2 separate regions of the Mus musculus genome follow, and region 2 is linked to region 1. The links are chromatin contacts, found by Hi-C in ENCODE. All regions are on one chromosome and are shown on one strand. The core of a region is the stretch at or near the end of the contact, and the rest is flanking DNA. Distances in the headings are between cores, read along the strand shown.

The links. Hi-C counts contacts between places; a loop is a spot of excess contacts on that map.
Region 2: a map of v-Abl transformed pro-B cells shows a loop between it and region 1 (4-fold over the local background). The contact joins the enhancer-like site here to the promoter of Rbm38 in region 1. A Hi-C loop is called at or near these places in 2 of 37 maps with a recorded cell type or tissue (T-helper 1 cell and v-Abl transformed pro-B cells).

Annotation. Positions count from the first base shown.
Region 1 is chr2:173,020,306-173,023,796 of GRCm38, forward strand. Rbm38 (RNA binding motif protein 38) reads left to right here and starts at 1,597. Exons shown (of 4, transcript NM_019547.2): 1 at 1,597-1,965; 2 at 2,487-2,610; 3 at 3,022-3,076. The coding sequence starts at 1,735.
Region 2 is chr2:174,341,657-174,345,147 of GRCm38, forward strand. Gnas (GNAS (guanine nucleotide binding protein, alpha stimulating) complex locus) reads left to right here. Exons shown (of 12, transcript NM_010309.4): 4 at 1-51; 5 at 154-273; 6 at 1,544-1,641; 7 at 3,419-3,473. Among named protein-coding and RNA genes, the nearest start is that of Gm30189, 16 kb to the left of the region's middle. Within about 2 kb of position 1,980, at least 1 of the 3 ENCODE cell types and tissues checked has a DNase peak (open chromatin) inside an H3K27ac peak, as active enhancers do.

The sequences.
Region 1 (3,491 bases), core at 347-2,846:
AAAACAAAACACACTTCAACGAGTTTTCAAAAGGCGCTTCTTTAAGGGGTCTTTGGTCTGGAGCCCCCTCCTCTTTACGTTCCACCAGGGATTCACTCAACAGACGCCTCTCTTGCTAATCCCTACGCTACGCCTTGAGCAACACTTGCTAGAGAGCTCCGTCAGCAGCAGAAGACCTTAGACCAGAAAGAAGCCCCGGTTGGGTAGGGTCTGGGGAGAACAAGCCTTACAGCAAAGGAAACTTGAAGCGAGGAAGGTAAAGCCAAGAGAGTGAGGCGCTGGGCAGGGGTATCCCCAGCAGGCTCGGAGTTCTGCTCTGTGTGAAGGGGACTAGACTGACTGGGGCTGAACCTGCCCAGAGGCTGCCTGCCTTACTGTCCGCCTTGACCAGTGGGGCCAGGCCAGTTTTAGCCCCACTAAAAGCTGTAGGTCTTCAGGTCCCAGTGTGATAACCAGGAATGGGGACATGAGGGACGCAGGATCAGGGCTGCTTCCTGGCCCGGAGGCTAAAGCATCGTGCCTGCTTCTGTGCTGAAATTCCCATTTTCTTCTTTCTATTTTATGGTTTCCCATCATACAGGCTAGCTTCTGACTTTCTGTGTAGCAGGGTATGGACCCGGAACCCTCCCACCCTCCCAACTCCTCAGTATTAGGATCACCGGTGTATTCCACTCGGCTGTTTGAAATTTCTGTCTCTAACAAGGGCCCCACGTTTGCATTTGCGCTGGTGGGGAAGAGTTCTGCAGACTGGCATCATGGTCCCAGCCTTGGCCCACGTTCTACACAGGCCATGTCATGCCTTCTGCTTGTTCTCCTGCTAAGGGTGACCCCACAGGCGGTCCCATGTCAGTGACATGGGAGCCCAGCCGCCTTTGTTCTTCCTCACAGTAGAAAGTAGAAAGTAGAAAGCTCTTAGCTTTCTACAAGACTGTAAAAGGTGTATTCACTATCGATTAGCCCTCATTTTCACAGACTACCTAGTGTCCCGGGGTATGCCATTGTTGAAGTCCCAGCAGAGAATCCCTGACACCACAGGACCGCCAAAGTACGTGTGATGTATTATGGTGTGCGTGTGAATTATTTTTATAAACATGGCAAATTCACTTTGCCCTTTATTTTTATTTTTTATTTTTTGGAGACAGGGTATGATTTAGTCCAGCTGGCCTCAAACTTAGTATATAGCCAAGGGTGGCCTTGAACTGACTCTCTTTCTTGAGTGTTGGGTTTACAGGTGTGTGTCACCAGCCAGGTTTTTGTGATGGGGAGATCAAACCACAAGGGTTCGCGAATGAGTAGCTGAGGCACTCCTTCGGACCTTTTTTTTTTTTTTTTTCGGACCTTTTAACAAGTACGTTTGCACCCCTAGTCGCTCGGGTGTAAACCACTGAATCAAGCAACGCTTGGAATATACCGGACCGTGCGCCCCGCGAGACAGACAAGCTGATACCGGCGAGCACCTAGGGGCTAAGTCACCTCATTCGCCGGACCCGCGTCCTGGCACGCGGGACGTACTTAGAACTACAATTCCCGGCGGCCCCCGCTTCCAAAGGCGTGTCTTAAACGAGAGGGGCGTGACCGCGGGGCGTGGCCGGCTACAAAGGCGGCCGGCAGCTCGCAGGGCGCGGAGTAGACGCTTCGCGGCGGACGGAGAAGCGGCGCGGGACAGCGTGGGGAACTCGGATTCGGCCTGGGACACCCCCGCATGCGCCGGCCGGCTCGGTAGCGGCGGCCCCGATGCTGCTGCAGCCCGCGTGCTCCCCGAGTGTGTTTCCGCGGCCGTCCGCCGCCCCCAGCGCCATGCACGGCTCACAGAAGGACACCACGTTCACCAAGATCTTCGTGGGCGGCCTGCCCTACCACACCACCGACGCATCGCTCAGAAAGTACTTCGAGGGCTTCGGAGACATCGAGGAGGCCGTGGTCATCACCGACCGCCAGACCGGCAAGTCCCGCGGCTACGGCTTCGTGAGTGCCCGCGGCGCGCGCACCTGCCGCCGCCCCTCCCCCACCGCCTCCCAGACCCGCCGCGCGCAGCCGGGACTCCGGGGCTTCCCGGGGCCGTCGGCCCTTCCCCCACACTTTCCAGCTGCCCCAAAGAAGCGTAAGCTGTTAGCGCCAGCGACTTGAAGACGGTTTCCCACTTCCTTCCACTCTAGTGTCCCCAAACTAATTCTCTGAGAAAGTTAACGGTACTTACTGATGGCCTGGACAGCGGGGGGGTGGGGAGGACTCCCCTTGAGGTTCCCTTTACTCCACTTCCTAGGGGATTGTCGCTGTCCTTGAAGGCACTCCGCACTTGAACTTTGGGGAAGGAGCTGCAGCCCTGGAGGCAGAGAAGACAGTGCCCCAAGGGTCCTAAATACCAGATACTCTTCTGGGAGGAAAGACCCAGAGATGGCCCGATGCCCGGGCAAAACCCCCTTCCCTTCTCTGCCTTGTTTTCCTCAGCCAGCCACCAAAGCCCCTGACCCTCTGTGTTCCTGCAGGTGACCATGGCAGATCGGGCAGCGGCTGATAGGGCTTGCAAAGACCCTAACCCTATCATCGATGGTCGCAAGGCCAATGTGAACCTGGCCTACCTGGGTGCCAAGCCTAGGAGCTTACAGACGGGTAAGAGCTTTGAGTTTTCTTTCCAGCCCTCCTTGTTTCTATATTCAGCTTTGGTATCTGTCTGATGGAAAAACGCTGCCCCCGCTCCCCCTTTGTCCCCGAGTGGCAGCCAGCAATCATGTGCCTGCAGAGGCAGCCCAGGGCAACCACCCCTGGCTTGGGAGCTTGCTCCTCTTTCTCGGCAGTTTATGGTCCCAGGGATAATGATTTTTTTTTTCCAAAGTCTCCTACTCTTGGGGAGGGAAGAAGTCAGATGCCGACCAGGCAGGGGATCATCCCGAAAAGCTGGTACAGCCTGTGGACTTAATGTGCTTTGACCAGGAGAGTGGCGCGTGTTATTTGCCCTCCCTGTGTGTGGCCCTGGGACCTTACCCATGCAGTGTGCTGTTCCTAACTGCTCTCTTGTTTTAGGCTTTGCTGTTGGTGTGCAGCAACTACACCCCACCTTGATCCAGCGCACCTACGGGTGAGTGGCTGTAGCTGGCTGTGGGTGGGAAGGAAGGCCTTGAGGTGGGACAGCTGTGGACCTCTCAGCTCTTCTCAGGGCTGGGGAATGGCTGTTTTCAGAAATTAGATTGTGTATTGGGGGTGTGGAGGGAGAGATAAGACCCACTGCATTTCTCTAACCCAGAGGGGAGCACATGTCTTCGAGCCTGGTGTGTACCTTGCCCCCAGTTATGCGACACCTCCTCAGCCAGGTGTCACATGGGCATCCACTTCCTCACCTGTGCAGTGAATGAATGTGGGGACAGCTTTTCTAACTCTCTCGAGTTGGGGAGTTTGGCACACACCTAGTGCGGGCAGCTCTTCTGAAGTGTATGTTAAGGCTGGACCTGGTGGGCTGGGCTCTTCCTGGAGTGCTCTCTGATGTGGGCAGATGC
Region 2 (3,491 bases), core at 730-3,229, 1.3 Mb after region 1:
AAGGCCACTAAAGTGCAGGACATCAAAAACAACCTGAAGGAGGCCATTGAAGTATGTGTCTAGCTCCTTGCTCTTATCTTTTAGCAAGCCCCTCGCCCCACGGTGCTGCCCCCCCCACCCCCACGCCTGACCAATTTGCTAAACTGTTTTCAGACCATTGTGGCCGCCATGAGCAACCTGGTGCCCCCTGTGGAGCTGGCCAACCCTGAGAACCAGTTCAGAGTGGACTACATTCTGAGCGTGATGAACGTGCCGAACTTTGACTTCCCACCTGTAAGCTCCACCCTAACCCTGGTTTCCTCTGCCCCTCTCACCTTAGTCCCAGTGGGAACACGAGGGCCAGACTTGCATCAGGCCAGAGTGACCAGACACATACCTGCCGTGTGAATGCATAAGTTAACTCCAGGCATATGCCTAAGACTAAAGGATGATAAAGACATGATTAGGGCTTTGTCCAAAATGGATGAACAAAGTTCCATCACCTTTTCTAGACCTCAACCTAGTCCTCCATTTATCAGATAGTGAGTTTTTTTTTATGGAGGAGAGGTCCTGAGCTAAGGCAAGCTCAATTATTCCCCTCATACACATGAGGACAGACAAAACCACATGTTTGTTACACATGGCACACAAGTCCTAATTGTCCAGTTAATCCAGCCTAGTACAAATATGCACCTTCCAATGTTCAGATCTAAACATAAATTACAAAATGGAACATTATAAGAAAAAAATTGTTCTCATCAGCCCTTTGCCGGGAGCCTGACCCTCTTGACAAGGGTCTCTTGGCTTTCTAAAAGCTTTTTTTAGAGAGGGTAGAACTGCCCTGCGTCAAGCATATGTACACTTTAACCCTTCGTGGGGGGAGCAAAGATTTTTAAAGCCAAAAGAAGAGACTTGTCTAAAGTTAAGAAGTCATTGCTGCCTCTTCTTAAGCTTTTGTGGGGTTTGTGTTTTTTAGATGGGTTTTGGCTACAAACTTGTGAGAAAAATTAGTACAGGCAGGTACATTAAAAAAAAAATAGCTGTTGATTAAAACAATAAGAACAACAGCAACAGCAACAACAAAAACCAACCCTCCCAACAGGGAAACACAGCATGGATTCTATAGTCATCTGATTCCCATGATTCACAGAGACAAAATGGCAGCCTACCCACAATGCATCTGATGTCATTGACATCTGCTACTCTGATATCTGGACAATATTCTAACCTTGGCCCATGTCCCTCCCACAGGGTAGTACATATCCCTCCTGTACACATAATTCTAGGGGGAGTTTACTCATTTGGTTTGCTCCCACCCCTCACAAGACTAACAGAAGCAGCCACCCAAGACTGTGAGCACTCCCCAGAGATGAAAGCATGCTAATTCATTATATAGATTTCTGGGAGTTTAACAGAACTGCAGGCTCTTTCCAAGCGCTGGTTAACCCGGGGGCTCACACTTGGACTCACATAGCGAGCGATGGCCTTAGAATTCCAGGGGTGGGGTCCCTGATTGGTTTGAGCTCAGTCTGTCAGCCAACGTTTTTCCTGGGTTCTCTTTCAGGAATTCTATGAGCATGCCAAGGCTCTGTGGGAGGATGAGGGAGTGCGTGCCTGCTACGAGCGCTCCAATGAGTACCAGCTGATTGACTGTGCCCAGTAGTAAGTAGCTGTCCCCCCATGGCAAAACAGAAGCTCAGAAGCCAGGAAGCTACAAACCCACCAGTAGTCAGAGAGTTCCAGTCTGGTTCATTTGTTTTATAAAGCTTTTAATTGCACTTTATAGACCACTGATACTGTTTTACATAAACAATTAATACCTGCTAGAGCAAGGCAAAATACTTACTTGTAATAAAGTGGTATAACTCACGGATATGAACTCTAAGCATTTAGGGGCGCACACAGTGTAGCAAACACATACTGGCCTCCTCATATAAAATACACAGACTTTTTATTGTTCAGTACCTTATAAGGCACTTCAGCTTCATGATGGGAGGGGGACAGTGACCCTTTCCTAGGCTCACTCTCCCATGGGGACTTGTTGCTACATATATAGCATGTCATGACTTAATACACACAGTTATATATTCTTTCAAGGAACTGAAAAGCAGCCCCACAGGCCCCAGCCCCCACACCTCCTCCAGCAAAGTTCCTGATTTTTCTCAAAAGTTTGTACTAAAAGCTGGAAGCACTAATTATAGAAACAGAAAACAAATGGAGATCCTGGAATTGTTTGTGATTTGTATTTTGGATCCAATTCAGGAGTTAAGTACAGATACAAGATGAGGAGGCTCAGCTACCCGGTAGGGAATTGCTGGGGTCAGTTTCCTAACTGATTAACAGTGATTTAGCCAGGTTCTTTGGGGATCACACCACTTTAAGGATGTCTTGTTGTTGAAAGCAGTGCAATCTACTCCTGAACACTGTACCACGTGGCACCAACTTCAAGAAAAAGAAAACAACTTTCAAGTTGTGTAAGAGGCCTCTCCCCAGCCTGAGTGCACAGTGGCCCGCTCATTTGTCTAACTGCCTTTTTGCTGGAGGCACTGGGCCTGGACCTGGTTGGTTCTTAAACTGCCAGGTTTGTGTTTGTTGAGCTGCAGTTTGGCTGGCCCCACTCCAGATGTCTTCTCACAAGATTTGGTGCTAAGGATCTATTTATAGAATTGTGGTTCTGTTGCCATGGCAACATGCTGGAGGCCAGGGTGGCTGGGGAGCTATTTGTGGGCCTGTGCTGTAATGTAAGATTGATTGGGCCAGTTAGTGTATCCTCTAAGCCAGACTAACTCGGAACTGGTAAAAAGGAAGGGGAAGGAGAAAAAAAAAAAAAAACACAAAACAAAAAAACTCAGGGGCTTTCTTTAAATAGACTATGCTCCTTTCTGGTTGGTCTACTTTAAAAGAGTTCCCAGCCCTCTGGCCCTTGGCCCCCAAATCCTCCAAACTAGTATTAATATTACTTTTTCATATTACATTATCTCAGTCCTGCAAAAGGCAAAAGTTAATTTTCCTGTGTTTATAGTCGAGCAACTTTTCTTTCTTCTTGTTTTGTTTTGTTTTTGTTTTTTTTAAACTAAAAGTTTGCTATCTCAAACTTTTTCTGTTTCACAGACCCAGTAGATAGGAAGGGAACTTCGTCTTTGCTTCCTGTTCAAAGTGGTGAATGCAAGAACAGCCCCTTTGTGCCCACAGCTTGTCTTGGCTCAGTTCTCAATAATGAATGAGAGTCTTCCAAAGCAGACAGGGAGAGGGCTGGCTCTGCTTTGTCCTGGACAGAGACCTGTGCACCCTTAAACCCGCACTTGTACATTGCTTTAGGAAAGGGATGAAGTTTTAAACTTCTCTTACATGTCAAAAGCAAGGGCGGATCCCACCACCACTTGCCTTACGGGGTACACACTTGGCACACACTGACCACCGTGTCTCCTTTTCTTTCAAGCTTCCTGGACAAGATTGATGTGATCAAGCAGGCCGACTACGTGCCAAGTGACCAGGTACGCGTGCGCCTCTGT